Linked DNA regions of Homo sapiens: region 2 is linked to region 1. The links are chromatin contacts, found by Hi-C or POLR2A ChIA-PET in ENCODE. All regions are on one chromosome and are shown on one strand. Each heading gives the region's core, a stretch centred on a gene start or an enhancer-like site at or near the end of the contact. The rest is flanking DNA. Distances are from core to core; before and after follow the strand shown. Region 1 holds the start of SLC1A3-AS1 (SLC1A3 antisense RNA 1). Region 2 overlaps WDR70 (WD repeat domain 70).

Region 1 (3,678 bases), core at 419-2,918:
TGGAGGACAGCTTGAGGTCAGGAGTTTGAAATCAGCCTGGGCAACATAGCAAGACCCCCATCTTGACAAAAAATACAAAAGTTAGCCAGATGTGGTGGAACACACCTGTAGTCTCAGCTACTCAGGAGGCCGAGGCAGGAGGATCACTTGAGTCCAAGGGTTTGAGGCTGCAGTGAGCTATGATCATGCCACTGCACTCCAACCTGGGTGACAGAGACCTTGTCTCTAAAAAGTAAAGAAATGAAATAGAAAATAAAAACGAATGGTAGAAATAAAAGGAACTGAGTAGTAGGGGGCAGAGGCATGTCTAGGGGAGAGAACTAGAACTGCCAAGGGATTTGAGTGCCTGATGGATTCTGAAGACTGAAATATACATGACCCCAAAAAGCAATGTCATTTGTAAATATTTGTTAATGAGTTTAGTGAAGTGCTACATGGAGGAATGATCTAGCCAATGAGAACAATGTGCACCAGCCAGTTGGATTCTTGAAGCTGCAGAGACTTCATCTTCAGCCACAGCAGGTGGCTGAGGGCTAGAGTTACTTGGGACTTTCCCCAATGCTCTAGTTCCTTCTATCTCTTGGAAACAAGTCTGGCTCAATATGTTCAGCAGCCCCATTGATGTTGCCCAGAGGAAGTGTGGATCAGGGCTCGCTGACCCCAAGGTTAGCAGCAGAAGAGCAGGGCCTCTGCCTCCCCAGCCAGGAAGCCCACAGTCTTGGCCACATGAATGAAGGAGGTCTTGGCAGCATCTGACACACCTCGGGGTAATGATTTAGCCACCCCAAATTACCGTGTCTCCACAAAATAGTCACTTGGGGCCACACTACATTGTGGAGAGATAATGAAAGAGCTTCTATTTTTGAGCTATCTTTTCCTCATATGCGAATAATTTCACACACAAAAAAATGAGAAAACCACTTCTCTCTGTCACCTACAGAATCAGGAACAGGGATCAGATTATCTTTTAGATACCCGCCCCAAAAAGAAATAAAAATCAAGAAAACATGGGTAAATACCATGGTGGACATTTAAATGAAGCTGAGAAAGAAAGCTTTCTCTATTTAGAGAAGAATTCAAAATGGATGGCAGGAGATTTGTTGAAAATAAGGAAGAGGGAGGGAAAGGTTAGTAAATAATAGGTCAAATCTTCAGCCTAGAGGGCACTACTAAGTTTTCTTTTGTTCCCCCTTAGGTTTCCTGGTGTAGCAGTGCAGTTGCAACGTAGTTTTGTTTTTTGGGTTTCTTTAAACCTAGAGTGGTAAGAGGGACTTGGTGGCGATGGACTGCCATGGGTCGGTTCCTTAGAGGGCTCTTGAGTTTTTCCCACCTGTCTCCAACTCCAGGGCCACCACTCTAATAAAGCCACTGCCATCTCTGACCAGCTCCCCTGCTGTGGCTTTCACTCTTGCTCTCTTTACAGCCCATTCCACACAGCAGCAGCCAGCATGGCACTTCCCGTTCTGGGCCCCTCCCACTGACTGCACCCTGTGCTTGTCCTTCATAGTGTGTAAAGATCTGTATGTGGGGTGATTTGACTAACGGTTCTCTCCCCTTAAGTATAAGTAAACCTATGAGGGCAAGGACTGCTTACCTTAGCATCCTTGGTTCCTGGTAGGATGCCCATCCCATAACAGGCTGGAGCTCCTGGGTGTGTGGGAGGGAGTAGGAAGGAAGCAACAGCTGCCAATCAAAGGCCCATTTGGGCATGTGACCCTTAGCTAGCCAATCAGAATCCTTTCCAGGGTTGTAGCAGTTGAAGCTGTGAGCAGCTCAGTTGGTTGGGTTGTCTGTCTTGTCTTGGCTTGGATTCTCCCAGAAGGAGATCCTGAGTCAATGATTCGGGTGCAAGTAGATTTCTTCTGGGAGCCTTTCTTTAATAAAGCACTTGCACCTGAGTCATTGACTCAGGATCTATTTCAGGATCTCCTTCTTGAGGGAGAGGGCGAAACAGGATCCAGAAGAAGCAAAGCAATGGAGCAGGCATGGCATCAGGAAGAGGACAGGGAGGCTGCCGTAAGCCCAGCAGGCTCCCTTTCAGGCTGTTAAGGAGGGGGATGAGTACGAACATGAAGGTGGCCCAAGTAGCTCTAAGGTCCCTTCTCTCATCTCCTGTCCTTACCGGGGGCCGTAGGCTCTAGATAAAACGCTGCCCCACCACCCGCCAGGGCTTTTGTTTTGGCTCACCTTTCATCCGCCTTCTCAGACTCTGTCTGCCTTGGCTTCCCTCAGCTGAACCCAGGGAATTTGCATTTTGCTATTTTCCATCTGCACTGGGTAGCCTGGCTCCAGATGTTTGGGGCAGCAAATGCAGAAATTCCAGGCAAACGGATCTGATCATTCTCTGCTTGGCTCCACTCGCTGCATCCCAAGCACCAGATGCCTCACTGGTGTCTGCCTACCTTCCTGGGAGGCAGATCCACCGCTCATAAGATAGAGCCCAACGACAAGACCCTGTACTTATGGAGGCCTTTTATTTAACAACTCATTTCATTGAAGGAAAAATCTAGAATCTACTAAGACCTCCTGATATTTTTTAATTAACTAGAAATTGTGGATGTATCCCTCAATATTTTCATCTAAAGTGGTTGAAATGATAATGGAGGGGAAACTGTGTTTTAAAAGCGTGTTACTCCATTTCTTTCATTCACCTCCATCAATGATAATATGAGTTATCACTCTTAATATTAACCACGTGGCAGGCTTCATGCATTCTCACATACATTTCACCCTAAGGCCTGGAGAAGATAATTTCACCAAAGTCACACAGGTAGTACATGGAAAGGTGTAAATTTGAACCTGGATCTTACTGCAAACCCATACTCTTAACTGCTTCATTCAACTTTTGCCAGCAATCATTTGTCATAGACTAAATGCCAGAACCTAAGCCCAAGATTTTGCAGTATACAGAGGAGAAACTGGATGTCTTTTGAAATGCTTCAGAATGGTTTCTATAGTACATATCTGAGCAGCACTCCATGACCAAAGGATGCCAAATCCTTTGCCCCTTGTATTACACTTCATTCATTAGTTCATTCATTCATTCAACAAATGCTTATAAAGCACTCCTGTAAGGCATTATTCTAGGCACTGAGTGTTTGTTATTGAACAAAAAGGACAAAAAATACCTCACTATTCTCAGAGTTTACATTCAGGGATGCAAGAAGGAGCGTGAAACAGGAGATAGGCAATAAACATTAAAAAATTAAGAAAATTTTGTAATATGTTAAGAGGTGATCACTATGGAGAGAAAAAGCAAAGTAAGTGAAATCAGAAGTGCAATTTAAATTAGGGTGGTCAAGTCAGGACTCCCTACGAAGTTGACTTTTGAGCAGAGTGCAGGAGGTGAGGGAGTGAGGCATGTGGCTATCTTGAGGAAGAGTGGTCCAAGCAGAGAGAACAGCCAGTGCAAAGGCCCTGAGGCCCATCCAAGGAACAGTGATAAGACTGGTGTGGCTAGAAGTGAGGGTAATAAGAGACAATGACACAGAAGTAACAGTAGCCAAAAGGCCAGAAATAAGAGGCACTATTTTTATGTCTTGGTCTCTTGAAGGATCAGTAATGTGGTGGTTTCCCCAACACCTGCTAAGCCCTCAAGGTCTTTATATATGCACCATTTTCAGGATTCCAAATGAAAAGAACAGTATGGTCCCGATGGTACCAACGGAGTAGCTTCAG
Region 2 (3,869 bases), core at 1,123-3,622, 1.0 Mb after region 1:
AGTTTTTCTGTTAATATTTACTCACTATTATATTTGTTTTATCATCTTTTAGAACTTGCTAGCCTGGGTAGCAGGCACCATAGATTTGAGAAAAATTGTGGAAAGCAAGCCTAAAGTTGTGAAAACCTGCCCCTTTAACTTAATTTTCCCCCCAGCTGATGGGGAAAACACAGCCATTCTGATTTGATTTTCTCTGTACAATATCCCATTCCTCTTCAGTGGTACATAGGTTAAGAACCACTCTTCTAGAGTAAGTCTGTTAAATCAGATATGAATTAAATAAAAGTCTTGTAGACTCTTTTCAGCTTTCTCCTTAGTTCCTCTGGAATCTCAGGTAAGGGTTTGCAGCCATTTACCTATTTTTTTTTGGCCTATTTTTTTGCCATTCACATGGGAGTCAGAATTTTTATTTCTTTGTTTTTTTCTTTCTTTCTTTCTTTCTTTTTTTTTTTTTTAAGAGACAGAGTCTCACTCTGTCACCCAGGCTGGAATGCAGTGGCACAATCATAGCTCACTGAAGCCTCAAACTCCTAGGCTCAAGCAATCTTCCTGCCTCAGCCTCCTGAGTAGCTCGGACTACAGGCGCGTGCCACCATGCCCAGCTGGGAATCAATGTTCTATCAAAAAGGATCTGAGAGATTTCAAGATATTCTGTCTTAACAAAAGAGTGGAATGAGTAGAGACAAGGAACCAAAGAAATTCAGCCCAAAGTAGATTTAGGAGACGTAGTCATGATTTTCATTTTACCACTAGAACTATAAAATGCTAATATCTAATCATACCCTTTTCCCCTTTAGTCCCTATATATAGTTTGACAAGTGATAGATTATTAATAAACATTGAATTAATGCTTCCACTCATATCTTGTTCTATCAGAGTGAGTTCTATAGAACCTAGTACATGGGGTTTCTGTTTACTAACATTAGCTTCATCTTTTTTCCCTTTAATTCTGTCCACGCTATCCCTCCCACCTCTGCCCTCTTACCACAGACAAAAATTAAAAACAGGTTATAGTTCTCACTGAGAACTTGTGGTTCTTTTCAGCCCCAGAGCACCACTTATTTTCCTTACCAGTAATGAATTCATAGGATCATAACTTCCAGTGAACCTTCTCTTAAACAGCTTTTCATTTAGGTTAATGTCAAGTCTTTGTATTCTGTATCTCTGTTTTACTTCTGCTGTTGTCCTGCTGTTTTATCTCATAGATAGGGAGACATTATTAAATGCCTACAAATGTGCATTGTTTCTGAAAAAGCTTTATGAGATTTGGATCTTTGTGAACTAAAAACAATAACCACCTGGTCTCAATCTGCTGTCCAGAGGGACATATTGTATGTGTGTAAGAGCATGAAATTCGCTTCAGTGGTAAGTGTAACTGAGTTATGTGGATTTAGCATTCCATGATGCCAGCCTCACGTGGTAATGGACCTGGGAAACCTAATTTTGTGGTTTCAGGGCTGTCCAGAAAGGGAGATAATGTCAGGAAGAGAACATCTTTTTTATTTTTATGGAGTATCACCCAGATAATAAGTGATGGAATGGAATTTTACTTCAGGAACACAACTTTATGGTTTAAAAGAAAATGTCTGAAAGTTAGAGGTAAACCATCAGGATGATATTTGATATAGTAGACTAGCCATCAAAGTACCAGCAGGATTGTTTCCATTTTTATCTGGCCTCTTTAGTCAACCACTGCGCTTTTCCTTTGCAGAGTGTTGTTCGCTGCCTGTGGCATCCAAAGCTGAACCAGATCATGGTTGGAACTGGAAATGGATTGGCTAAAGTCTATTACGACCCCAACAAGAGTCAGAGGTATTTCATAAGTATTGCCTGTTTTAGATGGATGACAACAACTGGGGGGAGGGATTTCCCTCCCACCCCCGCTTTTATTTATTTCCCACTTTGATGGAGATCCACCCATTTAGAAAATGCAGCTGGAACAAAGTAAAGCCTCAAACTCCTGGTATTGTGCTTTAAAAAGGATTTGAATATTGCCCTTGATCCACACTGAATTCAAAGCGAAAGTTTCCTGGGAATTTGCAGTTGTTTAGCTGAAATGTTGAGTGCAAGGGGGAAAAACGTTCTGCCCACTTTGCATACCACCCTGGACAGAGGCATTAGCAGTGATACATGTAAGAGATTTAACAAAGCAGGGAACTAACCACTTACAGGAAATGGAATCAGCTTGTCCATTTTGCTTCTTTCTTTTTTGGCTTCTAGCAGTTTGGATGTTTGGCAAGATTATTCTCTGTCCGCAGAAAGGGACAGCACAGATACGTTTCCCCTCCACCCCCATGCCCACCCAAGTTTCAAACTTAAGCATACCACTGTATTTCAAAAGTCTGAAAACGTAACTAGAGGTTCAGTCATTTCCTCAGTTATTTCCGTTTTGCTTAGGCACAAAGATGGATATGTGTCATCACCCAGAAAAGATGGTTTTGTTTCTCTCTCTTAAAGTACAGTGACTGATAAGCTTTCTTTAGAGTAAGACTTGGTTAACTAGCATTAAAATTCACATGTGAAATTTACTGGGGTCCCATATAAACCTGTTTTAAGGTCCCACATCCTTTGAGGAAAGGAAAGCCAGCCTCTATTAATGAATATTCATTGGCCATAATTTTGCTCTGAATAGAAGCAGACAGCCCCATCTTCCTTCAGAGCTTCCTGGACTAGAGTTGGAATCCTGGCCTTATACAATAAAGTATATTTATGGTATTTGAAAACAAATAGGATTTTATTTGTTTTTTAAAAAAGAAATTAAAAATGCTAATGTACTTAGGATGGGAGTCTGTTTCACTTGAGAAAATGATGAGCCTCATTTGATAGCACCCATTTAGAAGGCACTTTCTGTGGAAGCTTTGCTTTAAGAAATTTACTTATTTGTATTTGCTTCTCTTGAAAAGGATAACTCTGTACTACTAAGGAGAAGTGCAATGTTCTAAGCACATTTTTGGTTAATCCCACACATTCTTGGGCCATAGCCCCTCGGCAACACTGCCAAGCCAACTCAGTTCCAGACACTTGTACTCTTGTATTTGAAAAGTGGACATATGCCATTTGGGGTGTAGACCACCCAGGTTGCTTTAGTCTGAGACATAAACTAAAATTTTAACCCTGTGACCTTTAGAGTGAAAAGGTTGGGTAATTTTATTATTTAAGATCTTAAAATTTCACATTATTCCTATAGGTTTTGTAAACTTGTGTCCTGTTGCCCTGTTACCTCTCCAACCCTCTTGCTTGTTAATAACCACTGACTGACAGACTTGCTTTTCCATAAGTTTAAGCTTTTATCACTGAGAGCCCATCTGTTGCCATCCCTCAGAAAGTCAAGTACTTGTGTAGATGGAGTGCATGCACAGAGTATGTTCCTGAAAGTATCTCATGTTTTCAACATGAAATTTTCTGTTTCTAAGACCAAGTAAAGAAAATAATTTGCTTTTACACCCGTTAGGGGAGCAAAATTATGTGTGGTTAAAACCCAGCGGAAGGCAAAACAAGCTGAGACTCTAACTCAGGACTACATCATCACCCGTAAGTCGTTAACATGCCTCTCAATCATGCATCTCTCTTCTACTCTCATGTGGTTTTGATTGCATAGCTTTAGAGACAGAGAAAGCCCTCAGAATTCAGGCATATATTACAAAATTGCCCATTCATGTGGATAGGACTACGAGTCATGTAACAGCTAACCTCTGTGGCTTCTGTGACTCATCACAGGGACAGGGTTATTTCATGCAGCTTTCAACCCAAAAGGGAAAAGCCTGTTCGAGTCCAATACATTACTTTATAGCAGTTTTTTCAAGAGTAACAGTCTATTCCAAGTGTGAACAAGAAAGAGTGCTGGTCTTGGAATCAGGAGGCCTGGGTTT

Evidence for each region. Hi-C counts contacts between places; a loop is a spot of excess contacts on that map. ChIA-PET counts read pairs that join two places held with the same protein, here RNA polymerase II (POLR2A). Pooled maps may share reads with other maps.
Region 2: a map with no recorded cell type shows a loop between it and region 1 (9-fold over the local background). The contact joins the enhancer-like site here to the promoter of SLC1A3-AS1 in region 1. A Hi-C loop is called at or near these places in 2 of 37 single-sample maps with no recorded cell type and 6 of 50 pooled maps. POLR2A ChIA-PET finds 5 or more read pairs at or near these places in 1 of 52 experiments (HEK293).

The regions. Positions count from the first base shown.
Region 1 is chr5:36,723,520-36,727,197 of GRCh38, forward strand. SLC1A3-AS1 (SLC1A3 antisense RNA 1) reads right to left here and starts at 1,669. Exons shown (of 2, transcript XR_007058736.1): 1 at 1,595-1,669. RefSeq lists enhancers at 247-296, 307-356, 397-666.
Region 2 is chr5:37,719,404-37,723,272 of GRCh38, forward strand. It overlaps WDR70 (WD repeat domain 70), which reads left to right. Exons shown (of 18, transcript NM_018034.4): 14 at 1,712-1,812; 15 at 3,452-3,531. Among named protein-coding and RNA genes, the nearest start is that of GDNF-AS1, 120 kb to the right of the region's middle. Within about 2 kb of position 2,373, at least 3 of the 41 ENCODE cell types and tissues checked have a DNase peak (open chromatin) inside an H3K27ac peak, as active enhancers do.